Regions from separate parts of the Homo sapiens genome. Here regions 1, 3, 4, 5, 6 and 7 are each linked to region 2. A link is a loop called in an ENCODE intact Hi-C map of the cell type or tissue named here. Cell type or tissue: dorsolateral prefrontal cortex. All regions are shown on one strand. Region 1 overlaps FOXP1 (forkhead box P1). Region 2 overlaps FOXP1-DT (FOXP1 divergent transcript). Region 3 overlaps FOXP1 (forkhead box P1). Region 4 overlaps FOXP1 (forkhead box P1). Region 5 overlaps FOXP1 (forkhead box P1). Region 6 overlaps FOXP1 (forkhead box P1). Region 7 overlaps FOXP1 (forkhead box P1).

Evidence for each region. A loop is a pair of places that touch in the nucleus more often than their neighbours do. Peaks named below come from ENCODE experiments on the same cell type or tissue, not always from the same donor. Only the 100,000 strongest peaks of a DNase experiment are listed, where the experiment ranks them.
Region 1: it touches region 2 in a loop (2.2-fold over the local background); 11 of 110 quality-filtered maps call a loop at or near these places.
Region 3: a loop joins it to region 2, with 5 times the contacts of the local background. A loop is called at or near these places in 9 of 110 quality-filtered maps.
Region 4: a loop joins it to region 2, with 4 times the contacts of the local background. A loop is called at or near these places in 46 of 110 quality-filtered maps.
Region 5: a loop joins it to region 2, with 4 times the contacts of the local background. A loop is called at or near these places in 66 of 110 quality-filtered maps.
Region 6: a loop joins it to region 2, with 10 times the contacts of the local background. A loop is called at or near these places in 70 of 110 quality-filtered maps.
Region 7: a loop joins it to region 2, with 4 times the contacts of the local background. A loop is called at or near these places in 40 of 110 quality-filtered maps.

The regions. Positions count from the first base shown.
Region 1 is chr3:71,464,624-71,468,623 of GRCh38, forward strand. The region is part of intron 3 of FOXP1 (forkhead box P1); the gene reads right to left. Among named protein-coding and RNA genes, the nearest start is that of MIR1284, 75 kb to the right of the region's middle. In dorsolateral prefrontal cortex, no CTCF peak of the experiment used is centred here; a DNase peak (open chromatin) is centred at 2,062; H3K4me3 peaks cover 1,061 bases.
Region 2 is chr3:71,585,050-71,589,049 of GRCh38, forward strand. It overlaps FOXP1-DT (FOXP1 divergent transcript), which reads left to right. Exons shown (of 1, transcript NR_182289.1): 1 at 1-2,360. Among named protein-coding and RNA genes, the nearest start is that of FOXP1-DT, 2.1 kb to the left of the region's middle. In dorsolateral prefrontal cortex, CTCF peaks have their summits at 1,695 (motif pointing left) and 1,897; no DNase peak of the experiment used is centred here; H3K4me3 peaks cover 670 bases; H3K27ac peaks cover 1,686 bases.
Region 3 is chr3:71,021,260-71,025,259 of GRCh38, forward strand. All of the region lies in intron 11 of FOXP1 (forkhead box P1), which reads right to left. Among named protein-coding and RNA genes, the nearest start is that of FOXP1-AS1, 270 kb to the right of the region's middle. In dorsolateral prefrontal cortex, a CTCF peak has its summit at 1,517; a DNase peak (open chromatin) is centred at 1,502; H3K27ac peaks cover 3,612 bases.
Region 4 is chr3:71,128,799-71,132,798 of GRCh38, forward strand. All of the region lies in intron 6 of FOXP1 (forkhead box P1), which reads right to left. Among named protein-coding and RNA genes, the nearest start is that of FOXP1-AS1, 160 kb to the right of the region's middle. RefSeq lists an enhancer at 927-1,669. In dorsolateral prefrontal cortex, CTCF peaks have their summits at 1,149 and 1,870; DNase peaks (open chromatin) are centred at 1,823 and 3,363; H3K4me3 peaks cover 3,509 bases; H3K27ac peaks cover 4,000 bases.
Region 5 is chr3:71,005,412-71,009,411 of GRCh38, forward strand. The region is part of intron 12 of FOXP1 (forkhead box P1); the gene reads right to left. Among named protein-coding and RNA genes, the nearest start is that of FOXP1-AS1, 280 kb to the right of the region's middle. In dorsolateral prefrontal cortex, a CTCF peak has its summit at 1,613 (motif pointing right); no DNase peak of the experiment used is centred here; H3K27ac peaks cover 3,604 bases.
Region 6 is chr3:71,063,635-71,067,634 of GRCh38, forward strand. All of the region lies in intron 7 of FOXP1 (forkhead box P1), which reads right to left. Among named protein-coding and RNA genes, the nearest start is that of FOXP1-AS1, 220 kb to the right of the region's middle. RefSeq lists an enhancer at 1,466-1,966. In dorsolateral prefrontal cortex, no CTCF peak of the experiment used is centred here; DNase peaks (open chromatin) are centred at 507 and 1,687; H3K4me3 peaks cover 2,966 bases; H3K27ac peaks cover 3,875 bases.
Region 7 is chr3:71,246,233-71,250,232 of GRCh38, forward strand. All of the region lies in intron 5 of FOXP1 (forkhead box P1), which reads right to left. Among named protein-coding and RNA genes, the nearest start is that of FOXP1-AS1, 42 kb to the right of the region's middle. In dorsolateral prefrontal cortex, no CTCF peak of the experiment used is centred here; a DNase peak (open chromatin) is centred at 1,580; H3K27ac peaks cover 224 bases.

The DNA of each region.
Region 1 (4,000 bases), 120 kb before region 2:
CTTCTCCATAGGCACTGCCAAGAAGCAAGCTGGCCTCTGCTCTACCCTTTTCACCCCCAAGGTGAGGGGATGACTGAAGACAAGTGGCCTCTCTGATTTCCGCTCAACAGTCACTTCCTCAGGGAAGCCGAGGCCCTTGACTAGCCATTACAAAGGTGGCACACACAGAGGACTGACTTTGTGGCAAGCAGGGGACTAAGCAGAAGTGGGAAACCAGACTGCCCCAAGTCTAGTCTCCAAACTGCCCCCCTTCCCCTTACATAACCTCATAGGAGCTACTTGACATCTAACCCTTAGTTTCCTCATCTGTAAAATGGAGACTGTAGCACCTGCCTCATAGGGTTTTCTACCATGTGTGGATCCAGTGAGCTATTGTAAGCACTTAGAAGATGGCCAGGCTAAGGCTGGGCACAGTGGCTTAAGCCTGTAATCCCAGCACTTTGGGAGTCCGAGGTAGGCGGATCACCTGAGGTCAGGAGTTCAAGACCAGCCTGACCAACAAGGAGAAACCCCGTCTCTATTGAAAATACAAAATTAGCTGGGCGTGGTGGCACATGTCTGTAATCCCGGCTACTTGGGAGGCTGAGACAGGAGAATTGCTTGAACCTGGGAGGCAGAGATTGTGGTGAGCCGAGATCACACCATTGCACTCCAGCCTGGGCAACAAGAGTGAAACTCTGTCTCAGAAAAAAAAAAAAAAAAAGAAGAAGAAGAAGAAGAAGAAGAAGAGGGCCAGGCTAGAATTGTCATCTTCTTCATAACAATGCTATGAAGTGGAGACTAATATGATCTCCACTCAGCAGATGGGAAAACTGAGGCACTGGGTGCTTAAGGAATTTGCTTAAGATGGAACAGCCAGGACGTGGTCTAACCTAAGCCGTCTAACTCCCTGCTCTGTGAAATCTAACCTTGTGCACGTCCCACAGCCTCTGTTTTACATCACTGAAGATGGCACTGAAACCTCACGTTTATTCATGCAATGCTCCACAAGGGCAGGGTCCGTGCTTGGTTTCACTCATTGTTGTCTTAGCACAGTGGAGGTGCTCTAAGAGTTTAAAAAAAGAGCAAATCCATCTTTCCATCCATCTAAGCTAGGGGTCCTTAACCCCCAGGCCACAGACACGTACCAGCCCATGGCCCGTTAGGAAACCGGATGCACAAGAAGTGAGCAGAGGGCAAGCAAGCATTACAGCCTGAGCTCCGCCTCCTGTCACATCAGCAGCGGCATTGGATTCTCACAGGAGGGCGAACCCTATTGTGAACTGTGCATGTGAGGGATCTAGGTTGTGCACTCCTTATGAGAACCTAACTAATGCCTGATGATCTGAGGTGGAACAGTTTCATCTGGAAACCACTACCCCCAACCCCTCGCATCCATGGAAAAACTGTCTTCCATGAAACAAGTCCCCGGTGCCAAAAAGGTTGGGGACCATTGATCTAAGCAACATGCTGGACAGATAAAACGAAACACTTATAAAGCTGGCAACCAGGCACAAGTGCGTACAGACCCCTTGGAAACAGATGCCAGCCCATCCTAAGCCTGCCCCAGACCTTTCAAGGACGCTTCCTCTGCCTTCTCTCCACCACTGACTGCTGCTCGACAGTACCCAACCTCTCTGCTTTCCTGGCCTGCCCTTATTTTTGTCTTGGGGCTGGAAAAAATCTGAACAGGCGAGCTGCTAACTTTTCTCCAGAAAACAACTTTCCCCAGCTATTTGTCAACTTCTGTCATTCAAAGGGATACAACACAAATGTATATCTTTAATGAAATTCACAGTCAAGGAAAGTTGTCATCATCTAGTTATATCTGTTATGACATACATTTCATTTTGTTCAATACATAACAGAGAAGCTATTTAATCAAACAGAAGATTCTTGCTAAAATGACAGTCCAAGCAATGTCCAAACAAGCGTTTATTATGCTATGCGAATCTGATCGGGATTGGATTGTTTTCAGCGGAATTTTTTTTTCCTTCCTCTTCCATTGAGAAAATAGCTTAGGGGGTGGGTGCAGAAAACAACACTGGACAATGGAGGCGGAGTCTGATGCTGACTCAGCGCTGAGTGCAGGGACGTGAGCCCCACCCCAGAGTTTACAGGGAGAAAGTAGAAAGATATATCCGACCATCGGGAAGGTCACAAAGAGCACTGCCTAGGGCAGGGGGTTGCATCTTCCCTCTCCTTACCATATAGTTCTACATGAGAGACGCAGGTACAAGCTCTAAACACAGACACATGCCAGGAATGATGACATCTGTGTTTCTCAAGTGATACTTATCCTTGGATACGTTTTGTTTGTCTTTACAATTTAATGAACACTTAGCTTCAATGGGAAAACTCATGTTACTGCAGGAGAATTTAGTGGGTTGGGGAGCCAGCCCAAGGCCAGAAAAACAAAAAGAAAAAAATGCTGAAGGAGGTGACTGGGTACTTGGGCTTTGGGCACCACAGATGTTGCGAGCTTGAGAAAAAGGAAACATTATTATATGTGTGTGTACGTGTGTGTGTATGTATGTGTATATAACAAACATACACGTATATATACATACACGTACATGCATACATACTTATGCCTATGCACATACATATATATACACATACATATATACATACACACACATATATACCTATATACCAGTAACGTTCAGAGGATGATAAATTTCTTCCTTCTGCTTCATTCACCACACAGTACCTGGAACGAAGTAGGATTTCAGCAAAGAATTGTTGGATGATTGGATGGGTAGATGGATGAAAAGACAAGTTAATAGAAGGATACATGGGTAGGTGGGTGGGTGGTGGACAAATGGAATCTCCCCAAAAAGAAATGACTGATGAAAATGATTTTAATACATTATTCTAAGACACGGCGGCCCTTTATCCAGGGACTTCCTCCTTACTATTGTTCAAGGTGTGTCCTCAGCCATGCCACGACAGCTCTTGTATTAAAGGAAGAAAACGTCTTTATAAGATAGTTGGGGGTAGCCTGTGGCTAAAAAAACTTTCCTTTTCCTGAGCCAGGTTAATTGGTCACCATGGCAACAATGACAAAGACTGCCAATTAGCCCAAAACTTTATATTACTATGCTAATCTTCTAAGTAAATGAGGGATGGTGGAGCCCAGTAATTCTCATACTGAAAGACTTGTTAAAACAAAGATCGTTGGATCTCCCTCTTTGAGTTTCTGATTCAGGAGGTCTGGAATAGGACCCATGAACGCACTTCTACCAAATTTCCAGATGATGCTGATGCTGCAGTACAGGGACCGTGCTTTGTGAGCCACCAATCCTGACAATCTACAAGGTTCCACAGATTCCAATATGTTACAAGTCTATTCATGATCTACCAAAACTCTTCTTAGCTGAATGGACTTGGAAAAGTAGATCCACCCTTATTTAAGGTACCATAAAGGGTCACAGCATTGTTAAATATAAGATCAAGATACCTGATCATTCCAACAGTCCTCATTAGGTGGGATTTTTAATCCTTGGAGAAGCAATGTTTTTTTTTTTCTTTCACATTCCTGTATTCATTTTTGGTGAGATAAAAATACCTGTCCAAACATTTGAAAAAATGAATTTCAAAAATTCAATCACGATATGATGACATAAATTGAACTCAGGAGTCTGTAAGAAATTTCCAAAGGGTCATCTAAGTCATTGCTTGGCTTCAAAAAGGATTTGCAAATCAGCCACCAAATGTCAATAAGTATGCCTGATTGACGTGAAGGTGAAGGACCCCAACATTTCTCCTTGGTGTGACTGTCCTGTTCCAGAGTCGGGCTACCTTGAAAGACTCTTGCCATGTTCTCACATCACACAGGGATCTCACCTGCTCTTCGACACGTGATACCTTTCTAATGTTAGGTCTCTGGAGAACAGCGGGGTGAACAGCCCCTTGCTTACAATTCCTTTTGTTATGTATAAAGACATTAAAACTCCCACCCACCCCCAAACCAGGCTTCTCCTCTATATGTTAAGTAGTTTCCATTCCTTTAACCGTT
Region 2 (4,000 bases):
GTTGAATTTAGAAATTCGAAGGAATAAACTAAGAGCCTGAATTAAATGTTTTGAAATATACATACATAAAACAAAAGACACTAGTATTTCTTTCACTTTTATCAATACGCATAGAGAAGGAAGCAGAGTATGTGTTTCCAAAACGTGACTTGGAAAGCTGTAAGACCTCTATGTCTTGTTGTTGTTGTTGTTGTTGTTGTTAACAGAAGTAAATTTTTTCAGACCCACCACCACAGAAGTGGCCAGACTCCCAAACCAGCATTTCCAGCTACTGGCTGGCTGGTGTACACCAGGCCAATTCTTTATGAGAATATATTAAAAGTCACCCCTGTGGATTCCTACAAAGTACTTCCCCTTGCGGGGAGGGGAGAGGCTTACTGTCCCTTTGGTCTTGAGACCAGCACAGTTGTAGATAATATCCTGAAAAGGTTATTATTAAATTCTTTCGCGTAATGCCCCTTTACAAATATTGTTAAACATTAATTTACAGAAGAACTTAAATCTTAATTTCAAGGGTGGCATAAGACTATCGCTTTGAAATTGTATCTTTCGCAAGTTAAAAAAAAAAAATAACAAAGCCATTCGCTGATGCTACAGAATAAAAGAAAGGGAGGCTGCTAAGGTAATTTCAGCCTGGTAGAATTCACATTGCATGCATGCTGCATAAAGTTCCATGCTATCCAGATAAGACTATTCACTGAATCTTTTAGACTAGAATCTAGACCAATAAAATGCATTTTAGTTTGTATGGAATGTCCTAGCTTCCTAGAGGCTAGGGTTCGACGTCTTGTTTGTCAAGACATAAAGGGATTAATGACATACCCACTGTGTGCTAGACCACAGAGTGGGCACAGAGGGATGAAAAAATAAAAATTCCTGCCCTTGAGGAGCTCACAGTCTAAGCTGTCAATAATAACATCTAACATTTATTAAATACTATGATCTAGGCACTGAACTAAAAGCTTTATGTCAACTCAGTTAATACTGCCAACAACTCTTTGACATCACTGGAAATTCCATATGCTGAATTCACACGGAATTAAGTGGAAATCTACAAAGTAGCCAGTCTACTGGTTCTGTAGTGGTCAACCTATTAAAAATGGTTTTTAATTTCTAAAGTACTTTATGCCAAATATAACATGTTTATGGTATATGCCTGACTGTAGAATTATAACTCAGGGGAATAACGACTTATTTAAATGTAACAGATCTATTCATAGTCTGTAAAGAACAATTCATCCTCTGATCTTGTTTTTCAGATTAAGCAGTGTGTTTATTAAAAATTATTATCATCGCAATACTAAAAAGATCTTTAGATTGCTGCTAATCTGATTCTGCATTTTAACTGCCTTAAATTCTACATTCACTTGCAAGTGGGGGCCACAGTCAGGTTGGCAACAAGTTTTGCAGACAAAAGGAAATCCTGGTTGTAAATCCCATGATATATTGTACTCAATTTTGTATGATACTGTCTAATGTGCTGTGCTGCCTTATTAAAGAACTCGATGTCCATTTGGTTTACATTAGAGGGAAACTTAACTGCAGCTTAACATATTGTTCATTTTCAACACTGTCACGTTACATTCGTGGGGGGCAGATTTTAATTTCTTTATCAGTAATCAACTGGAAGTTTCTTTTTGTTAAATTAAAGCAAGAAAGGTTTTAAAATAAAGGGCATGGGGGTAGGACGCCACCTTTTGGTGATAAAACAAATAGAAATCCCTTCTGAAAACAGATGTTCCTGACATAATTTTATTTTTAATTACACCAAGGCAAAGGTGCTTGTCCCCATTTCGTTATATTTTAAGTAACAGGAGAAAAAAAAAACCAATGTAAATGCAAAATTAGCAAATTATAGTTAACTGCAGCCAAAATTTTCCCAAACGTATCAGAATATGTTAGTCCCCTGTCACATTACTGTTGATTGTATACACCAAACATGAGCTTCATTCACCAAATACCATGTCACTAAATATATGTACATTTGGGGAACAGAAACTGGAGTGGACATTTACCACCTGACGACGTACCTGAATGCTCTTGTAAGTTTTGAGTTGAACAAAAACTAAAACCACTTAATTTAGTGTTTCTTTAACCACAGTTACTGGTGTCCTGATTTTTGCCATATCTATATGACATAACAGTTCCCGAATAATTAATATACCATACTCATTGGAGGCCACTTATTATGGTAATTGTAGCAAACATTTTCATTTAAATCAACCTTCTTTTAATTTTTTTCTATTACTGCCTTAAATGGGAAATCAGTATCACCCACCATAAATTAAAAACAAGCACAGTAAAAACAAAGTCACTGATTTCTCTTTGAGGGTCAAAACAAAAATTAAAAATGATTTTTGAAAAAAGGAGGGAGAGTGGCAAATGTTGAGAAGGGTTAAGGACAAGAGTATCAATGGAAATTTTTGAATTTTTGTTTTTTCTCTCTCTTTTTTTCTGTTTTTTTTTTTTTTTTTTTTTTAACAACCAGAAGGATTTAAAGTGATCGGAAAGGAATACAGTTCTCAATGTGTGATTCAGTGTTATGCCATCCTAGTGCCAAGGTTCCTACACTTTAAAAAACATGGGCATAACTAAGAATATCGCATTACAGATGAGGAATCTAAGGCCCAGGGATTTCATTTGCCCTCCAAGGCAAAATAAATTTGGTTACTGGTTGGACAAGGATTAGAATCCAGGTGTCCTGACTTTGTGGGTTTCCATCTCACTCTTTCCACTAAAGTGACCAATCCTCAGACTTAAGTGGTTTGTCTAGCTTCTCAGAAACAGCTAACCTACAGACCCCTTTACAGATCTGGGAGAAACTGAGGCCACAGAGGGTCAAGAACAAGTTCAACCCCCTGCTCACCGTCCTTTCTCTCCACCCTCTCTCCATAGATGTGACAGACATCCAGGTGGGGGTCAACACAGCAAAGAAAGAAGGGAGGGTTGAGAAGAGAAAAGTGGATTCAGAGAGGGGAGGTTAGTAAGCGTGGGCAGACCATTCTCTAAATGAAAGCTTAAACTCAGTTGCCTTCCAAGAAGATAAAAATGGCTAATGAAAATCATGTGCTTCACAGTAAGTGGTAAGAGGAGCCCATCCTCTGTGTCCTCATGTCCCTATATGTCCACACCGGAAATCAGCAGGGGATCTCTTGTTTTAAAGTATACAATATTAACAGGCACACTCTGAGACAAAACCACATTTGATAATTTGAGTGGGTGGAAAAGCTAGTCAGGGAACGGGGAATGACCCTAGCTTAAAAAGTGTTTTCCCCCACAACAAAACTTAAGAGGCTCAGAGTTAAATCTAGAAACAATAGTGCTTTTTCTGTTTTTCTAACTGGAGAGTGAGACCTTAGTTACCAAGACTGCACTTGCTGCTTTTTTTTAAAGTATGCAGTTATATAAACATAAATAAATATGGCCTGCAAATATTTTTATGTTTTTCTAAATTGGTGATTGTGAAAAGAGGTTGTGCATGACTGTACTGTATGAACATGGGTCTCAGTGGACTGTAATCCTCATAAACTACAAGGTACGGTGAAGCATTTGGCCAAGTATCATCAATCCAAAAAGCTGTTCTAATGCCCTGAGCATTCCCAGTGCAACGTTGGTACCTTGGAAACATGTAAAAGGAGTATGGGTGGCTCAACCCCATCTGCTACAGGTACTAGAACAATCTACAGCCTTACTATGCAAAATGAGATGTGCTGACCTGCAGAGCACCACCTCCAGGTTATGTCAAAAATGCAGAATGTCAGGCCCTACCTCAGACCTAGTGAATCAAATATCTGTATTTTAAAAAAATCACCCAGCCAAGTCTCACACACATTCAAGTTGGACAAAGGTGATCTATAGTACATGTGGCCCCTTATACAACAGGCTGCATCTCAATATCTTGATAGCCTTAAACTATTTCACAGGTAGTCCTGTAAGTCTGCCATACATGATTCTCCAAACTGGCATCTTTTATAAACTTTGTTGGTTCCTTATTTTTCAA
Region 3 (4,000 bases), 560 kb before region 2:
TTTTGGACATTTCACATCAAGGGAATCATACAGTATATGTTCTTTTATGCCTGGCTTCTTTCACTTCCCATAATCCTCGGAGTTTCATTCGTTTACACTGTAGCATTTACTAGTACTTTATTCCTTTTTGTAGCTGAATAGTATTCCATTGTACATACATAGCACATTTATCCATTCATCTGTTGATGAACATTTGGGCTATTTCCACATTTTGGCTATTGCGAGTAGTGCTGGTATGAAGGTGTATGTACATGTACTCTAAGTATCTGTTTTCAATTTTAGGGGATATCTACCTAGAAGTTGAATTGCTGGGTCCTATGGTAACTCTACGGTTGACATTTGGAGGAACTTTGAGACCGCTTTCCAAAGCACTTTATATTCTCACCAGCACTGTGTGAGGGTTCTAATTTCTCCACGTCCTTGCCAATACTTGTTACGTATCTTTATTCCAGCCATCCTCACAGCTAGGAAATGGTACCTTATTGTGCTTTTGATTGAATTTCCCTAATGATTAATGAGGCTGCACATATTTTCATGTGCTTACTGCTATGTGTGTATCTTCTACAGCAAAATGTCTATTACGAGCCTTTGCCTATTTTTTAATTGGGCTGTTTTTTGCAAATATTTACTCCTGTTTTGTGGGTTATCTTTTTACTTTCTTTACGGTGTGCTTTAAAGCACAAACATTTTGAATTCTGATGAGGTCCAATTTATATATTTTTTCTTTGGCTCCTTCTGTTTTTGGTGTTACATCTCAGAAACCATTGCCTAAACTCAAGGTAACAAAGAGTTACTTCTAGCTTTGCTTTAAAGAACTTTATAGCTTTAGCTTTCACATTTAAGCCTATGGTCTGTTTTAAGTTAATTTTTGCATATGATATGAGTCAGGGGTCCAAGTTCATTTTTTTTAATGTTGTCCCAGCACCATTTGATAAAAACACTACTCTATCCCCAATGAATGGTTTGATAAAAGTATCAAACCATTACTTTTGTCAAAATGAACGTAAATGTAAGCGTTGGCATTTTTTAAATTTCACTTTTCTTAGATTTCTTTTTCCCCAACATACTGCTCATGTTTTCAAAAGAATTTATAGTTAAAATTATATAACAACTTTTGAAATTACATTAAGCTATAAAATAACTTTTGAGGTTTGACGGGTAGGGGGAGAGATAGGTTTTTAATAAAAATAAAACCATAGCAGCTGAACTTTTTGAAGAATAAGTGCCTAAGGGCAACTTTGTTTCCCAGATCCTGTTGATCCTTTGTGTACTGAAAAACCTTTGCAGAATGAATGTGCTATGTGGCTTTCTCTGCTTAACATGTAAATGGAGTGTAACTGTTCCTTTTACTGAGGGCCAGCACTATTTCCCTATAGGAATGGTTGGGAGCATAGTGTTGGGAGGCCTCATTTGTCATGATAGCTCTGCTTGTAACCAGGAATCCTGCGAGTCCTTTCACTGCTCTGCCCTCCAATTCCCTCATTTGAAAGCTGAAGAGAATCACACAAGAGCTCCTCCCAGTGGTAAAACCTCCACCAAACTTCCACCAAGGATATGCAGATGGCATAGGGAACAGGCACCAATGGCACATCCTGGTATTGACAAGATGAATAAGGAGTAGGTGCTGAATGGAAATCCATTAAAGGAATGAATGAAGCCCCTCAGGAAGGAGTATCGGTGTCTTCATCATGGCTGTGGAGCAGGGGGCTGGTTGCTATTCCCCTCTCACTCATCCCTGACCCACAGCAAATACACAAACCAAAAGGCACTATGCATCCCCTTTCCCACCTCCTTTGACTTAAAAGCTGTTCTGCCTCCCTCCCTTCCCCCACTGGCCACCTTCTTCATTCCCACCATTTAGGACTTTCATCCGTCCAGCCAACATTTATGAACTCCGACCCTGAGACAGGCACCGAGCATACTCATCAGTAAGGCTGCTTTGTTGACAAAAGACTTCCATGTCTCTCTTTGTCTGTTATCCTTCCAAATTATTTGGTCTCATGTCCATGTGCACAACTTTATGTCAACCTAACAACACTGTAAGCCACAGAATCCTCCTTTTTCAGGTCCATCCCAGCCTGTGATTTTTGTCTGCACGGTAAGAGACTGCTTATTCCCAGCCAAAACATTACATTAAATCAGACACCTTGGGTTTCTAGAAAGCTGTTCTCTTCATATACAATTTTAGCCCTATCTACTAATAAAGAGTGTCTTAAGCTACACTTACGCTACAATGGCAGGCATCGATGGAAGCCACTACTATTTTAAAGCTTTCAGATTTATTTGCTGATTCTTCAATGACAGCTTATACAAAATGATCCTACTTTCCCTTTTCTCTCTTCACTTTTTAGTTCTTATCACATTTCCCTGCCTGTGACTCTGTTATCATAGCTTACTTTCAATGAGATTGTACCGAACCATATCATGTACTTCTTAGGTTTGAAGATGGGAATACGAATTTGATCCGAGAATATTCTAGTGATGAGGTCCTATCTGAAAATATAATCAGACTTCTGATTTGAAATTACTAAATTTACAAAAACTAATTGCTATCAAATATTTGTGAAATATTTGATCATTAGCTCGAATGAAATATGCTCAGTCACACAAAATGATACCAAACTAGACGAGCTGGCCTTGAAACTTGATCGCAACGACCTTTTCTAAGAAGAGCAAGGTAGATTCACAATCTCAAAGAGATGATTCCTTAAATACTTAGCACCACTTTCCACTTTACAGTGTATTCTTCTGGCGTTTTTCATACTGTTGTATATCCCCTCGAAATCAGCTGGAAATCAGCTGGAAAAGAAATCACAATCTCTTGCAGAAAACAGAACGACAGGTAAAGTTTCTTCACATTCCATACTGTAGCATCGGAGGAAAAGGTCTTACACCTGCCCAAAGACGAGCAGATGAAACGTGGGAACAGGAGAAACGACGATGCAAGGGCCGCATGCGTTTCCCTGGCAGCTTTGTAAAAATGACCTTTCTCCTTCAACTGTCACTGAAAACACTTTGAGAAGCAGATGGGCTTCTTATTTCACACCGAAGAGTTGGGAGACAACTTAGACACTGCATTTCTAGCACACTGCCTTAATTTTCACTTCTCACTCACTGCAGAAAAACACCACCCTACATGTTTATTAATCAGTTTTCCAAAAGTAAGTTGACAATGGGTCCTGTAATCCTCCCACAAAGAGAAGGGTGTTTTATTAAAGCCTATTAAAGGGCCTACCCTAGAGTGAATAAGGATGGAGTTCTCTACAAACTGTAACAAACACACATGCTTCTCCCTTTCTCTCTCACGCAGGGAATCCTTGACTCTCCTTCCCCAGAACGCTCATCATCTCAATTTTCTGCTGCTTTTCAAATCATGTTTAATTAGAGGATTTCACATTCCCATGTGATACGATATTCATGAGTAAAACTTGCAATTGGAGTGACTGTGAATTAGTCTATTAAGTGCCAGATTTGTGATTTTAAACAATGATGGAGATTATTGTTATTATCTGCTCTCAATATTGTGCTCTGAGATGTGAGGACTACCTTAACTAACTTTACATCTGAAATACAAGCTATTAACCATTTATGTCCAGACTTAGTTTTTGTTCCCCCCTTCTTTCTTGATTTGCAAATTATGCTGGGAGAAATAAGAGAGTTATTTTTCTATAGTGGTCCTCAGGGCATGGCTCATGGCCAGTGGTGTGCTGGGTGGGTTTGCATGGTATACCCTCACTTCCATAGTTCTGGACTTATATTCATCTGCGTTGGATAAAGTTTTTATGAGTACATCAGAAACATGATTTCTCAGTAGTTACTTTTTATACAACCTATTTAAACGAGACGATTTATGAAAAATATGAAGTAGATAGTAGTAATAAGTATATGCAGACAAGCCAAAAATGGAGAATGGCAGGAGAATGACTCAAAGAATGTTGACTGGGCCCTAAGGGACTATAAAAACTGTGTCTGGGGAAAAGGGCATACAACCTTCCTTTCC
Region 4 (4,000 bases), 460 kb before region 2:
ACCATTAGTTGCAATAGGCTAATTCTCAATAAAAAGCCTGGCAAATTCTCAGAAGGCAAAAAGCCTCCTGAGCCTTAAGGGTTAACTCACTTGCCTTAAAAAAAAAAAGACACATATAATTTCCTTTTATCATAAGACAATGCATTTATTATTTTCTGTATATCTGTTAAAGGGCATGGCTTTCGGAGTGGAAAACAAAACAGAACTTGGTCACATGTTTATTTGCTTCAGCTACTCCCTTCCCCTTCTGATAAATAATCAAACATGCCATCCAGAAAAAACAAAACGAGCGAGCTGGGAAATTTGATGGTCATCAAATAGACTAAGATACCAAGAAAAGCAGCCCACTGTTCCCACACTGAGTTTTCGGCCCCCACACCTACACTAACATCTGAGTAAATACCTTCAGTCACTCTTTCCATTTTCCCTGCAATTACTCCTACTGTTAAACAAATTGTCCTTAAGGCAGTCGCAAACATCTTATTTTTTCTTGCAAAAGAGAACAACTTCTGAACATTCAAAAAAGCCACCATAGCGATAGCAATACACACACATGCACACACACATACATACAATTATTTTATGTATCTAAATGTTTCTTCTATGAGAGGTTTGGACAACCCCAGAGCATATTTCTTTCTCTATTCTAATAGATGCTGTTTTAGATACTAAAATTTAAAAATATTTAGACTGCGGACTAGCAAACGAGGTTCACAGTAATAACAATTCTCTTAAGATCAAAAGAGCTTATTTTCCATTTCCTGTCTATTCCCTGACCACCATATAGTTAAAAAAGAAATATTAACACCTGGCTTACCAATTAAACTGAAGTTGGGGGTCAGGGAAGGGGGGTGTGGAGGGAGGGGAGAGAGGCAAAAGGAGTGACTACAGACAGGAAAAGGTGGAACCTTTTTCAAAAATGTCAAATCATGTGTTTAAAAAGTCATTTCAACAGAAAGGACTAAGAGAGCCGTTAGATTGCTCTTCTACTCAGAGCCAGGAGGCAGCCCAAGTCCAAGGGCTTTTCCTGCTATACTGATTATCCACAAGGAAAATTTTGAAAAGAGCCTTCCAACATCAAAGTTAACAACCATCACGGAAAGTGAGGCAGGCTTTCCCTTTCCCTCTGCAGCCCACTCCGTTGAAACAATAGGAATATGAATGAGATAATGACCGTGCGTGTTTCAGCAGTCTGACTTTTATTGGCATGAAATTGGTACAAATATTACCAAGACCGATTCACAAATGATGACGGTGTCGTGATGCAAACATCAGGGGACAATTCTGTAGATGCAGAATTACAAAGGCACCATCCCCACATTCTCTTACTACTTGTGATAACAGGAAGAAAAAGAAGGCAACACGAAACAATGTCACAGTAAGCAGAGAGAGGTTCCAATCTACGTTTAGCCTATAAAACTATCCTGACACCACCCGGCTGCTTACTTAGCTGATTATATCCAAAGACATATTTGAAAACAAGAGTGAATTAAACAAGGAGTTAGAAGGAAACGGTCCTCTCAAATCTCTAAAAAGAAAAAAGCCTCTGATGGAGAGAGGAGGGAAGGGGGAGGAAAAAAAGCAGTAAACAAGTTGGATCACCTTATTTCGCCCTTCAGAGAATGTCTGCACAAGAACGGATCCCTAGTTTAAAAGTTTAACCCAGCAAAAAAATGTTTCTTTTTCTCTGGACACTTACAGAGAAAATGAAGAGTTTGGCGAAGGGAGCCCGTACTGTCTGCCTTTGGATTTCCGTCTTCTTGCTGTAGATGGGTTCTGGCTGTTTCTGCGAAGCGGGGGTTGCCGAGTGGTAAAAAAGATGTTTGAATAAACAGGAAGTACTGTGCGGCTGAAGCACACTCGAAGAGAAAACACACTGGAACATTGCCCTTTGTAGGCAACCTCAGGGAGGTTTGCCTCCACAGTAGCTGGCTGGGCTCTCACTAAATGACAAAGAAACCACAAGAATTCCTCAAGTAATTCTTCACTTTCAAAGTTGAAAGATCAGTTGGAGCTTGCAGGTAATTTTCAAAGTTGCATTTAGCACTTAAAGAAATCTATTAATGCCACACATATCTAAACCGCTCCAGGTCTGCAAGCAGCGACACAGCACACGCAGTGCGCCCTGGCTAGACCAAGCCCTAGCCAAACACAGCTCATTCACGCAGACAAATACACACCAACAGGGTTTCGGGAAACCTGCTCTTGAGATATTTTTGTGGTGACATTTACATAGGCAGGATGCTTTAAAAGAAAAAAAAAAGAAGAAGAAGAAAATTCAGATTTTGCAGACTTTAGAGGATTTTGTCACATGTATTTTTAAAGAACACATCGTCCCGTATTCCAGGGATATGCCCTGGATCTGGCTTTGACTGGCTGTCCTTTACATTTTCTTTCTCCACCATCAACCAAACTACCTGTTTATCTCCAGATGCCTAGCTTGCCTAATGGAACACTCCTTAACCCGCCCCAAAATGATTGTCACAGTCCTGTCTTCCGTCACCGGAGTAATTCAGCAAATACTGTGAAGAAAAGTAAACTGCTGAAGGCACAGCAAGTCAGCTTGAAAAACAGGAGGAAGAGTTGAACAGCCATATTCAATAACAAAAAAAAAAAAAAAAAAAGGAGGAAGAAAAGGATTCCTTCTGAAAATGTATTGCTCTTGTGGCAATGTTCTTCTGCCACAGAAGCTACTGATTTGTTATTTAGCATGGAATGCTGGACTGTCTGTCATCCAGGTGCTAATACTCGGCTAAAATAACTCATTGGGAGCTGTCAGTGGGATGTTTACATAGGCCCCAATCTTTTCTTCATAGAAGGAAATTTTTTACTGGAATTCATCTTCTTTTGATCTCACATTCAAAGCAACGGCAGCTTGATAGACATTCAAGTCTGAAAGCAAATCCAGACGCTGAAGATAAACCGCCAGAAAATGACAGGCAGAAGCATCTAAAGCTTATAAAAATGAAGAGAACAGCATGTCGCCTGAGTATTACAATAGCAGAAATCAAGAGACATATTAGGTGGAACTGATCAGCCACAAAAACAGTTCAAAAGGCAGATCATAGAAACAGAAGACTAGGCTGGGGGAAAAAATGGGAAAGATCTGGTTTACTGCCTCATCTCCCTTCTGAGTCTCACAGTGCTTCCACGCCTGCCTTCTCCACTTTGGGGAGGGGTGGAGTATCCAATGCAAATGTTCCTCTCTAACTCAGCTGGTCCAGTTAGAGACCAGGAAATGATTTCCTAGCAATCCCTTTTCAAGGGGCAGGAGAAAAAGGCAGACTCTTACCTTGCTCAGTGTCCAAAATCCTGCATTTTATTAGCATCCCCTGCAGCTGCTCTGCGTTGCAGTATCAAAAGGCACACAGCCTGGGCGCCATGAAAGTGGGCGGTCAGGAAAACCATCTCTCAACAGAAGAGCTATAAGTAGTTCGAGATGGGGCTAGAGAGCTCTAAGCAGTCCAGTTCCCTAAAATGGCTAGTTATGGAATGAACACAAATGTTCCAGCCTCAGTCACACAAATAGATGTGTTCTGTCCTACAGATATGTAACTGCTTAACACCTAGTAGCTTTTAAGCCAACTAGGGCAGTTCTGTAAAGGAATTATCACAACTTTCTCAGAGACATGCAATTAAAAAAAATAAAGCCTCTTATTTTCAATAAAGTCAGTGCATACAATCAAATAGTAATTCTCCCAACAATTTTGTTCTTAAAGCTGTTTGTTAACAAACACTGAATGTGAACAGGCAGCATCAGGTTAAAGGGCAACAGAATTCCACATTATAATTTAGCCTGCGGTTATTCCTGATTGCAAGCACCCTCTGGGACTGCAAAGCAAGATCTTCTTTTGCAGCACGCTTGGATTTTTAAAATTAGTGCCCCTCTTTTTTTGCATAATAAACCAACATTAAAATATGGATTAAAAAATGTACAAACCAATTTTTAAAAGCTGTAATCAGTTTAGCATTTGCCTTGTGCAAACGAGTCCTGGGTAAC
Region 5 (4,000 bases), 580 kb before region 2:
TTTTTATTCTTCTTCAAGACTATAATATAATTTTCTTATCTGTAATAGGCAGAATTCTACTGAAACACATATTAAATCTGAGGATTAATATATTATTTGGGGGAAATGTATATCACCATAAAAACGAGAATAGAATTACACAGTCAAGACACATCATGGATGGAAAACACATTTGGAAAGAATGTGACCCTGTTCATGCATCTCCAAAGACCCACCCTTGATAGGATTGAGTTTAAGTCTATCAAACACAATGTACCTCTTGTTTATCACCATATGGAAGAAGCGCATAAAAAGCAGACGTGAAGAGATTTAAAAAACCTTCCAAAAATAAAGCAAGAAAATCCAAAGCAGAAAAGGAAAAGTAGAGCGCTTCCTTTCTGCCTGTGAGAGACGGAGAGCATTTCAACAGCTGATTCCAGCCTCGAAGTATACAGCACACATAAAATAAATACAGGTCACAAAAATTAACAAATCATCATAACTGTCTAATACATCCTGGGCTGGCTGCGGAAAAACAAGATCATTCTGGATTTATATCTGTAAGTATGGGATTTCCTGGACAGCTAATATCCACAAACAATCAAACACAGGAGGAACACGGGGGAAAAAGGCAGCATTATTTCAAATTTGAGCTGAGAGTCGTGATTTGTAAAGGGCTGAACAGGAACTGGAGTTGAAATTTGAAGCAAGGAAATTCTTGTACTAGGCACTGATGGACACTTCTCTGTTTCTCTTGGCTCCGTACAGGTTTTTAGGTCACTGGGTTTTGAACGTAATGCCAAATGAGAATCTCGCTAGTACAGAAGCTTTGAAAATGACAACTAACTTAATCTCTCAATTTAAATAAAATAATAATAATAAAAAAATCTAATGATACTTCACTCAAGAGTCAGAGCTTTTTATGAGACCTGTTGCCAATATTAGTGTCTTGGAATGATCTCATCTTTCATCCTGGCTAAATTCCAACACACAATTTCATTAACCCAGGTACCGCAGGTGATAAAACTCATTTTTCCCTAAAGAGACAGCTAAAAAGTACCAGTTATACGTTTATGAAGTACCAGCAATCAAAATTATGGATTTTCTAAAAGGTTTTTAACTACTTTTATTGAAAGGAAAATCGCTGTCTCAGACTTTTGTGACACTATTGCTAATAATAAATTTTACCATTTAGACATGGCCATAATATGGTAGACAGTGTCAATAAAAGTATGGAGCAAAGATGATCCCTGTCTTTTAAGTAATGCCTTCTAATTACATGCCGGAAATGATCACATGAAATACCTAAGCTAACTAATGGCTCTTAAAATATAAGAACACTCAACAATGCATCTACAGTGATATAGATGTACCGCATGCACATATGCAGTTATATGTAGAATTAATTGCATAAGTAGACATTCAAAAAATTTTCCAATGTTTTCAAAGCCTACAAGAAAAATTTAAATTTAATTTGCATTTCTAACTAAAATCTGTTTGTTGAAAAAAAATGCGTTCAAATGTTATTTGCTTCCTTTTGAGCAAAGAGGTGGCACTGGGCCTGTTATCTTTGGCAAACTTGTCTAAACTTTTCTATCTAATATTCTATATATCACTAGAGGGCACTGTGGTATTTAGGCCACTTTGACCTCTTCGAGTACTAAGAAAGGTCTTGAACTCCTAAGCAATGTCAGAAAGGTTAAAAAAGACATTAAAAGGGGGAAAAAATTTTTTTTGGTAACACCCTATTTTTATTTTTCTAAAACCAATAAAAAATGCATGATAAGTAGAAAAGTCAAATTCATAAAAATATACAGCTCATTTTGCAATACTCAAAGACTTGTCACCTCAGATCTGATGGGGAAAATTTTCATCCTCATCTTCTCGAGATTTAAATTGTGAGGCTGGAATTTGATTTGCATACATCCACAATTATAGACAGCTATTCCCTCTACATGGCTGAAGTCTCCTACACTAACTAGAGGTAATTTCACTGCAGAACATTCAGGCGTGCAAGCCGAGAGCCACAAATGGGTTTGAAACAATTTATGATATCCGGCCTCCTTCGACATGTATTAGCATATACCTGGTTTCTTTAACATACACTTTGTTTTTCCAAAACCACAAACATAGTTGCTGGAATTTCATGTGGAAGTGCTTAAGGGGCTGAAAGTTAACACCTTTGTGATCCACGCTGCCTCATGGTGGCTGTTAAACAAAAGCCTCTTTGTCGAGGCTTTCTTGAAGTGTTTTCTTAACATGTTCCAAGTAGTTTTAGGCAGGGAACTAAAGTAAACAAGATGTTACCATGATAAAAACACTTGTGAAAACATTACAGAGCACACTTAGTAGTTTCTTTCACACAAAACTCTTCACAGTTTTGAAAAGTAAAATTCACAGAAAAAAATTTTAAAAAGCAAGTTACCAATGAAATGTCCTCTACTGTCTACAGCCCTCGACCTTTCGGGAAGGGTCAAAGTTCCATTTCTGGGCATTTTCTTCAACATTTCTCTGTCTTCCATTACAGCACATATACAGTTTATTTTGGCTTTCATAAATTACATACATCTAACAAGCAAGGGAATTTTTGTTTTGTTCTGCATGAAGTTTTTCTCCCTGAGAAATCACCAAAAGAAAAAAAATTCTTTTCAAATAGGATACTAAGCAAGGATACAAATGATACTTTTAGTAGACGTTATACAAGTGGTCACTTAAAAGAAAAACTAGGAGAAATGGAAACATTTTCCCCCAAGCACATAAGAGTACCTGGTGTTTGTGAAACTATGGGCCTGCATTTGATTTTACCTTCTAAGTTAAAAACAGGGAAATGTGGTCAGGATTTAACCTTCAAATCTACTCCTCATTTTGCCAATGCATTACATGAGCATTAAAAAAAGGGAGGGGGAGGAAAGGGAAGAATTACAAATCCACGTTTTTACTAGTGAAGATTGTGTCTTTCACCTGGTTTGAAAAGAAGAAAAAAGAAAGGACTCAAGTGGGGAGAAGATGGAAGAACGCCGATGAGCTTCACACCACTCTGGATGATACGGGACTTGTTTTTGTTTTTCTGTTATCGGAGGATGCCAAGCAATGCAGGGCTGGACGATTTCATTAGAGTTAGCAGGAGCACCTGCTGCTATCAGTTAGCACTAACAAATGCAACAGTCACATGATAACTCATGGTTGATAGATTAAAAAAAAATCAACACTAAAACTGCAAGTTGTTTTCAGAAGAAACAGGGAAATAAATGCATACAATAGACTGGGTATCTGCTGATTCTGATAAAGCGTCCCTCTGTTGGCGGTGAGGGAAAGACAACAGGATGGTTATTTGTACAGTATTTATCTTTGAAATCAAGGGCCCTGTGGTATACCTCACCTTGGGAACAAATGCTGCAGAATGATCACAGAAAAGTGTCAAATCTCTGGTTTTGATTTACCAACAGTTATGATATTTCTTCCTCAGGAGGGAAAAAAAAATATGCTTCAGTTTTAGACCTGTGAGTCCCCCCCACCTCTCTTTTTTCTGAACCCCTCTCTCTGTTAACAGTGGCACAGTATTGACAGATGGGATTTTTATCCTGAAGAACCAAGCTTGGCCTCTGTAACAGTTACAGCTTATTAATCTGGAGCTGCAGAAGACCAGAAAGCTGTTACCTGGCAAAGTCACTTCCTCTCCCTTAGTCTGAACCCTAAAAACTGGGTGGAAGAACCCAAGATCAAGGAAGTACAGCAACCATGGTTGGTCAATGAAATCATGGGGGCGGGGGGGGGGGGGCGCATGACACACGTGGATATCTCCCCTCAAATATGACTAACTTGAGGGTTCTGTGAATCCAAGCTAACATAACCCTGGATAGCTATGTCCGGGGCCACAAAAGCATTCCTCAGCTAAAAATATGTTGGTGACACCAAAAATGGTACAGCAAACTGTGGTCCAAGGGACACAGCCATACTCGTTCCTTGTTCCTTACGCATGGTCAACGGCTGCTTTTGTACCCCAATGGCAGAGCTAAGTCGA
Region 6 (4,000 bases), 520 kb before region 2:
CTTAAGCAGATTAGTCATTGATAGTATGATTCACATTTCCTGTTATCAGGCTTAATTTTTCCCCCACATGTGTCACTTTTAGAATGCTGGAATCTATGGAAATGAGGTGATTTGCATTTTAAAATTGGTTTGATTAGAACATTTGGTTTGTTTGGACAAAAATATAAAATTACTAGATATTTTACTTGTAACTGCCAGGACTTGAAGGAGTTAATCCCAAAGAGGAAGAGTCTATATGTACTTTGCTCTAAAACTTTACCACCCACTTCCTAAAGGTCCTCTCCTTCCCAACACCGTACTTGGGGAGGAGAGGGGTAAAAAGTCCCGTTTCCACTGACCGTCCTTCATGCAGTTCTGACAGTTGAGTTAGCTACATTCAGAGCCGGTTCAGCTGGGAGTACCCCGTGGCAATTCCTCAGTCTGCTGCACGTCCAAACCCAAACCCCGCTCACTACTTAATTAACCAGCCAAGTAATGCAACAGAGGCTTAGAATCCCCAACCTGCCAGAGTGTTCCATTCGCTCGCTCGCCTGCTCCGGTGTGGGGCTCTGTGCCTCTCCCTCCCCCTTTACTGTGTGTGAACTCGTCGAATTTGAACAGCTAAGCTGAAAATAGCCTAGACAGATATAGAAACAAACTATCAGAAGCAAAGAAACATCCACATGGGTTACACTGAGATGGAAGGCTCCTTGTATATTTCACACGCTCTGAAAGTGACAGAAATCACACCCCAGATACGTCCCCCGAACGGAGTGATGGCGAGGGCTTCACCAAAGTGGCTGCGTGAAGGCCAGACCGGCAGAAAATGAATCGCAAACGAAAAAGAGAGAGAGAGAAACACACAAGCAGGACTTCCTCCAACTCTCAACTACACCCCACCCATGAACATTTAAAAAAAGAGAGCGAGAGTGTGAGCCAAAGAGCAAGGGGGGTGGGGGGGTATCTCTCTCCAGGACCCACAGGCCTGCAGCTCCTTTTTCTTGCCCCTCCACTCCCTCCCCGCCTCCACTTCCAGAGCGCAACTCCTACCCAACTTGGTAAACAGCGAGGATGAGGATGATTTTTTAAAAGACTCAACTTCAGAACCCTCGGGCTCTCCTGCCTTCCCCAGCGAGGCCCCCAGGAAGCGGGCGCCGCGGAGCCGGGGGAAGGAGAGCGAAACCGGCAAAGATCAATCAGAAGGACCAACCTGACACTCTCCATGTAGCCGCCAGGCGCGCGGAGCCGGGCTCGGGGCGCCCGCGCGGGCCGGGCGTGGGGTCCGGCGGCCTCGGCGTGCAGGCGGACTGCACGCGCGCAGGGGCGCTCCGGCTCGCGGGCTGACAAGACGCGCCGCGCCGCGCCCACCCGCCCCGCCCTGCTCCACCAATCACAACCCGCCTCTAAACACCCCGCGCCGCGCCGCGCCGCGCCGCGCCCCACACAATGGGCTCCGCGGCCCGCGCCCCGCGCCCGCGCGCCCCGGCCCCCTCCGCGCGGCAGGTGAAATCACGCTCGGGTGCCACCCTGCTTTTGTCTGGAGAGCAACTCCACTTAATAGCTGTTAACCCGGTGACCCGCCTCCGGCTGACGTCTGGGTCGGCCGGGCTCGGCGCGCACCGCTCCCTCTGGCCGGGGCTCTGCGGGGCCGGGGCTGCCGGCGGGGCGGCGTGTTTGTTTCGTCTTTGAGACTGACAAAGAGTTGTCCTAACCTTTCCGAGAAACCCGGGAGGCCGAAGAGGGGCACCCGGCGCTCGCGGCGCCAAGCCGACTGCTCCGAGCAACTGTTCGGCTTCGGGAGGGTACGCAGGTCTCCTAGGCAGCGCAGAAAAGCGCTTTTCCTCGAAAACCTCCCTGGGAGGAGAACTTTCGCTTCACGTCGGGGGTTTCACAGAGCCTTGGCCTCCCCACACCCCTTTCTTTCCCAGAGTCGGTCTCGCCAAAGTGTGCCAGTGCGCACCGAGGAAAACTAAGCCGACGCGGGGTGGAAATAAATAACAACCAAACGTGCCTCGTCGCTGAACCAGGCGACTTCCCCTCTAGAACGACAGCTGCCGAAGAAAGCATCTGCCACACGTTTGCTAAGAAATAATTCTTTAAATTCCTTTCTTATTTATACAACAATAGCAACAACAAAAGCTACTCTCAATAAGCACTTTAGGATGACCTTCTCTATTAGAAATAGTCACTGCTCTTTCAGGCTATTGAAAGCTGAGTATAGTGTTTTTTTAAAAAGTCAACAATGTGCTAAACTTTGTTGGCTCAACTGACACGACTTAAGCGTCAGGTTAATCTAGTCCATTTCGGCGACTCTAAAAAAATCACCTATTTACCACCTTCAAACTTGGAGAAAAACTTCCTGGCCTGTATATTTTTTAAAGACACACACACAAAATCCCCACACACATTTTTATTCTTTTTCTCAAAATATTAGAGGAAAAGGAGTAGTGTGACATCAATGAATGCCTATTTGCCTTCAAAAAAAAAAAAAAAAAAAAGGCAACAAAATCTGACCCAGTAATCCCAGGAATTTTACTTGAAAGTACATTTTGATGTGAAGTGTATTAAATGCAGGTTACTACAGACCAGAAAGAATATTGGTAATATTTCCAATCAAGCAAATGCCTGAATTTCAACAGGGTCAGCGGGGAGCAGACAATTCCCTCTTTACTCTGGCTGTAAAAGAGACAAGCGCGAAGTGACCATCAAAGTATGATCAGATGTTAAATGGGCACAGCGCAGATCGCTCTTCACCCTAAAGTGTTTTTGTGTCAGATACCAAATTTATTAATGGGATTTTTTCAGGTCACAAAATGTGACCCCACCCTCTCATGAATATTCAACAGAGAACCAAGGGCTCTTTTGCGAGGTAGAAGGACCTTAAATCTGCCAGAAAGTCCCCCGACTATCAGTAGAGTTCTGACTCTTAAAGAGAAAAGGTGCTCTTTCCGGAGGGGCTGGCAGAGAGCCCCAACGGCAGGAAATACAAATAAAGGAAGTGCTCTCCAACCAATGTACAGGGAGAAAGTGGAAAGAATCATTTCAAAACGCCTAAGTGACTTTCTTTTTCCCAAAGTATTAAAATTGAGTTTTAATGTTTATAAACAAAAACTGGGATGTACTTTGAATATGCAATGTGTTTTTATTTTAGAAACTAAGTTCTTCATGAGGCATCCATAAAACTCATGCATGCTTTCAGAAGGTGGACTAACTCCTTAGCAGGTCAGTGTTTATCAGCTAATAGTCTGCAGGTGCATCAAAACAAACAATAAACAAGCAAACAACATTACAGACGCTCATGACCCAGCTGTGGAGACAAGCCTTAAACAAAATAATTAGAGAGTGATGCAATGCAGTGCTTACTCAACTACTAAATTGCACGGTGGTGGCTGTAAGCACCATGGGACCACAAAGAAGGAGGAGATCACTAGGAGGAGGGGTCTGGGAAGGCCCACTGGGGAGGTGGCATTTAAAGGCTGATGGTTTGGGTAAGGGGGAGGTGACAAAAGAGAGAGGGAAATGGCTTGGCATACTAACTTAGAAGCCACCTGGAGCCCATCTCGCCCTGTCTCCAGACAGACAGATGATATGGTGACTCAGAGACTACTTCTGGGCAAGGAAATGTCCCATCAGTGATAAACCTGGATAAACTACATATGCCCAGGCCACTTTGGTTAATTCTAAACTCCTGTGGTCCTGTGTACTTGCCCTGTATTTGGGATTCAGGAAGAACTGGAACTTCCATAAGTGGAATATAATATAAAATGTTAAAACCAATAGTAACTCAGAAGACTTCGTTAAAACCATTTATTAATCACTGTGAGCACCAGGTCATTTTAGAAAAGCTGAATAAGAAAGGCCAACAAAAAAATTTTGGATTGTGGGTGTTTTAACAGTCTCATGCAGTTGTCATAATCTGAACACAAATTCCAGCCCTCATTGTACAGAGGAGGAAACTGAGGCTTAGAAAAGCAAAGTGATTTCTCCCAAGAATTAAACATGGCCAGGTGCAGTGGCTCAT
Region 7 (4,000 bases), 340 kb before region 2:
GTGCTTCGGTAGCGGCCAGCCCTCGGTGTGCAAGGACGGGAGGACAGGGACAGTGATGCTGCCTGCGAGAACCCGAGAAACCTTCTGTGTACCAGGCATCGAGGCAAAACATGTGCCATGAGCAAAAGGGCACAGGCAGGGGGATAAATGATACATGTAATTAAGAATGAAGCCAGGCTGATCTAGCAAATAAAATGCATGTGGCCCTGGTGAAACTTCCAAAGCTCAGAAAGAGTTCCTCCCTAGCCTGGAACCTCTGGGCTGCCCTCTAAACTGCCTTGGTTCTTATCAGATCCATATCGTACAGAAACCTAAAACCCCTGCAACTCATGTTTTATTAAAACATGTTTAGCATTCTTTTTAAAGATAGGTTTTAACCCCAAATACCCATGAAATTAAATCTCCTATGCCACTTATCTGCACTGCTGGGCAAAAACTAAAGTTGAGCTAAACAGAGAGATAGCAAAATCAATAAATCACACGAAACAAGTAGCAGTTCAAAAGTTCAAAGATATGATGGCCAGTTCAGCGCGTCTTAGCACTCACCCAATAATAACTCGTCTCCGTCACTCTTCATCGTATAGACAATTTCATGGCATCATTTTCATTAGCCTGTCTCAGAGAAAATTGCTAGCTATTTATGTATACGCTCAAATAAATTAGCCATTTCATCGAGCAATGTGATTCTTATAAAATACATTAACACAATACTCGATTTTCCAGTTGCAGTAAATAAATAAATCAATACATTCAATACAGGGTGATTCTTTCACTGTGGCGCTACAGCTCTCAGCATAAGTGTTTTTATTGGGTTTATTTGTTTCAATAAAAATTGAAATGGGCCAGTGATCTCAGTGCTAGCATCTTAAAAAAAAAATCCATCCAATATTGGGGAAAGTATTGTGCAGAACATTCAAACTTATAATTTTATTCAAGAATCATTTTCATTATGTATTATTCCACAACCTGGTTCTGTTGGAAAATTTCACAAAGGGAAAGGGGGAAATCCTGCCAGGTGTTTGACTCTGGTGGCGTTTCTGTGCTGCAGACCCCAGTCTGAGGGTGATGCTTCTGAGAGACAGCAGCACTTGGCTGAGCTGCGACCTTCTGCCTGGAATGTGCCTCTTCCCTGGGCAGGGAGAAACGACAATGGGACAAGTGCCAGATGGCCTCCTCTGTCACACCTTACGGAATGCCATTGATTGTGGCTCAGAGAAGGCCATTTATTCCAACCTCTGGGGGAAAGACCGGGGTATCATGACTGCAGGGAAGAAGAGAGAGGTGTGCTGCTGCTGTAAATAAAATCAGGCCGAGGGCCTGCGAGCGACTTTGGTGGCGAAATCAAGACACACCAGGCAGGAGATTTTCTCCAAGTCACTAGCACAATGAAAAGGGAAATATGGTAGTGGATATCTGTTGTTTTTGTCTGCCCAACATCCATGCTCCCCTTTCTCTGATGACACTAGCCTGATTTTTCTTTTGGGGAAACGCCCATTCTCCACTCTCAGTCCTAATGGTTCACAGGAGGCTGATGCATCTCTCAGCTCCAGAGGGTGGAGCCATAACCCAAGTCTGACCAATCAGTGAGTTCTGCTCTGCCAGCAACACTGATTGGCTGATGGATGGACATGTCCCAAGAATGATACTCAACTACTAGCATTCCATAGGAACTATTGGGAGACAGAAAGGCTGTCCTTCTGCTGGCTTGCTAAACTTTTAAATGCATGAATCGGGCTTGCCTCCACAAAAAGAGAGCTGGCTGAACAGAGGCCAGGACACAGCGGCAAGAAGGTGAGCACAATAGCAAGACAGATTCCTAACAATGCTCACAGAGAACAGGCCTCCTCTTGGACTTGTCAATTACACAAGCCAATTAAATTCCCTTATTTGCTTAGCCAGCTGGAGTTGGCTTTGGGTCATTTGCAACCATAAGGTGCCACACAGGAGCCCAAAATAGATAGTGTTCTATATGTAGCTCTCCTACTCTACAATATATGTTAGCCTTTATGGGAAAGCAAACCAACTAAGCACACACAAATCAATTAACTCTCATAACTAATATTCAAAATCTGTAGGATCTCGTGTTTCCTATGTAATTAACCAGTTCATCAGCCATGCTCTCTTCCTGCTAATAATGGAGTTGGAAAAAGAAGTCAGGACCCACAGTCAGAAAGAACTCAAGATGATCTCAAAGCAAACTAAACTGGAGGTCTAAAAAAATCCAGCATGGCCAGGCACGGTGGCTCACGCCTGTAATCCCAGCACTTTGGGAGGCCGAGGCAGGTGGATCACGAGCTCAGGAGTTCAAGACCAGCCTGACCAACATGGTGAAACCCTGTCTCTACTAAAAATACAAAAATTAGCCAGGCATAGTGGCGCGCACATGTAATCCCAGCTACTCGGGTGGCTGAGGCAGGAGAATCGCTTGAACCTGGCAGGCGGAGCTTGCAGTGAGCCGAGATTGCACCACTGCACCCCAGCTTGGGCAACAGAGCAAGACGTCATCTCAAAAAAAAAAAAAAAAAATTCAGCATGAAGTCGAATACAAACTTAAGAAGTTCCTCTCCAGGCTCCTCATAGTTATGGTTCAGTCAGGGATGGACCAACCTATGAGATTAGGGGAATGGCCAGCTGGTTCACACAATAGGCCTCAGGCCTGGTGTGGAGTCCTTAGTCTTGTGGTCACTGATCACAAAAAAGCCAGTGGGAAGGGTAGGAAGGAGAAAGAGCTGCATTGGTCATTGAAACAAGGCCAACACAAACTTCCCAGCCCCAGCACTTTCTGAATCCTTTTGTGTAGAATTTCTGCAGATGCTGGAAACCCAGGAGGAACCAAAGTGAACATCCTAATTTAGCATTGGAGGAAAGAAAATAACTGAATGGAGTTTAGAGTCATGTGGATGCCAGAGGCCATAGGCAAGCTAGAAACAATATAGTAAGAATATTTAAGCTGGGATGGAGTGGGCAGGGTCCTGGCGCCTGCCTGGCATTTAGCCCTGGCTCCAGCCCAGCCAACCCAGCAAACAGGGCCTTGACTTCCTCTTCCTGGGTGGGAATGAACCCCAGATCAATTCAGTCAGCCTTTCTTGGGACTAGTAACCATAGTAACATAAACAATAACAAAAACAACAATAGAAGCTACCATTTATTCTTAAATATGCCGGCAGTTATACTAGTCACTTTACATGCATTTCCTCACCTAATCTTTACAATTGCCTTGCAAAATGCAGGCTGTTATTATTTCCATTTTGAAAATGAGGAGACTGAGGCTCAGAGAGGTTAAATAATCTGCTCTTGGCCACACAACAGCTAAGCAGTGGAGTCCGGATCTGAACCCAGCCCTCTGGCTGAGACACCTGATCCTTGGACACCATATTGGCATCCAACTGCTGCTAAGCAGGAATGTCAGTACCAGCCCCTGTTGCTCACACAAATGCCCTGAATAATGAAGCTGGCCTGGAGTACAAGCCAATCCACTATACCCCAAGACATCATGACTTAGATGGCTGGCTCCACTCAGTTGGAAGGGAGAGGGAAAGTGAGGAGGGGAGAAGACAGAAGAATAAAGGGAAACAACACCATGGCTGCCCTATTTCTTCAGCCTCAGCAGCATCAGTGTCAACCAGACTCCCCATGCAGCCCAGTGGATCCTCCCTTGCCTCTAACTGGGGGCCATGGGACTCAGAACAAGTCTTTTCTGAACGTAATCACAGGTTTAACCCTACTTAGCACCAATATTATATCCAGAACACATGTTGTCTGACATCTGTATAAAGAGAATTGCTTTAAAACTTGAACTGAGGAGCTGGGGGCCACAGAAGTCCACCCCACCAGACAGCAGGATTTTTTAACCTCAGTACTAGGAACATTTTGAGCCAGAAAATTAATTATTCATTGTGTAAGCTACCCTATGCATTGCAGAATGTTGAACAGCATTCCTAGATGCTAGTAGCACATGCCCCCACCGCATTCGTGACCTCCAAAAACGTCTCCAGACGTT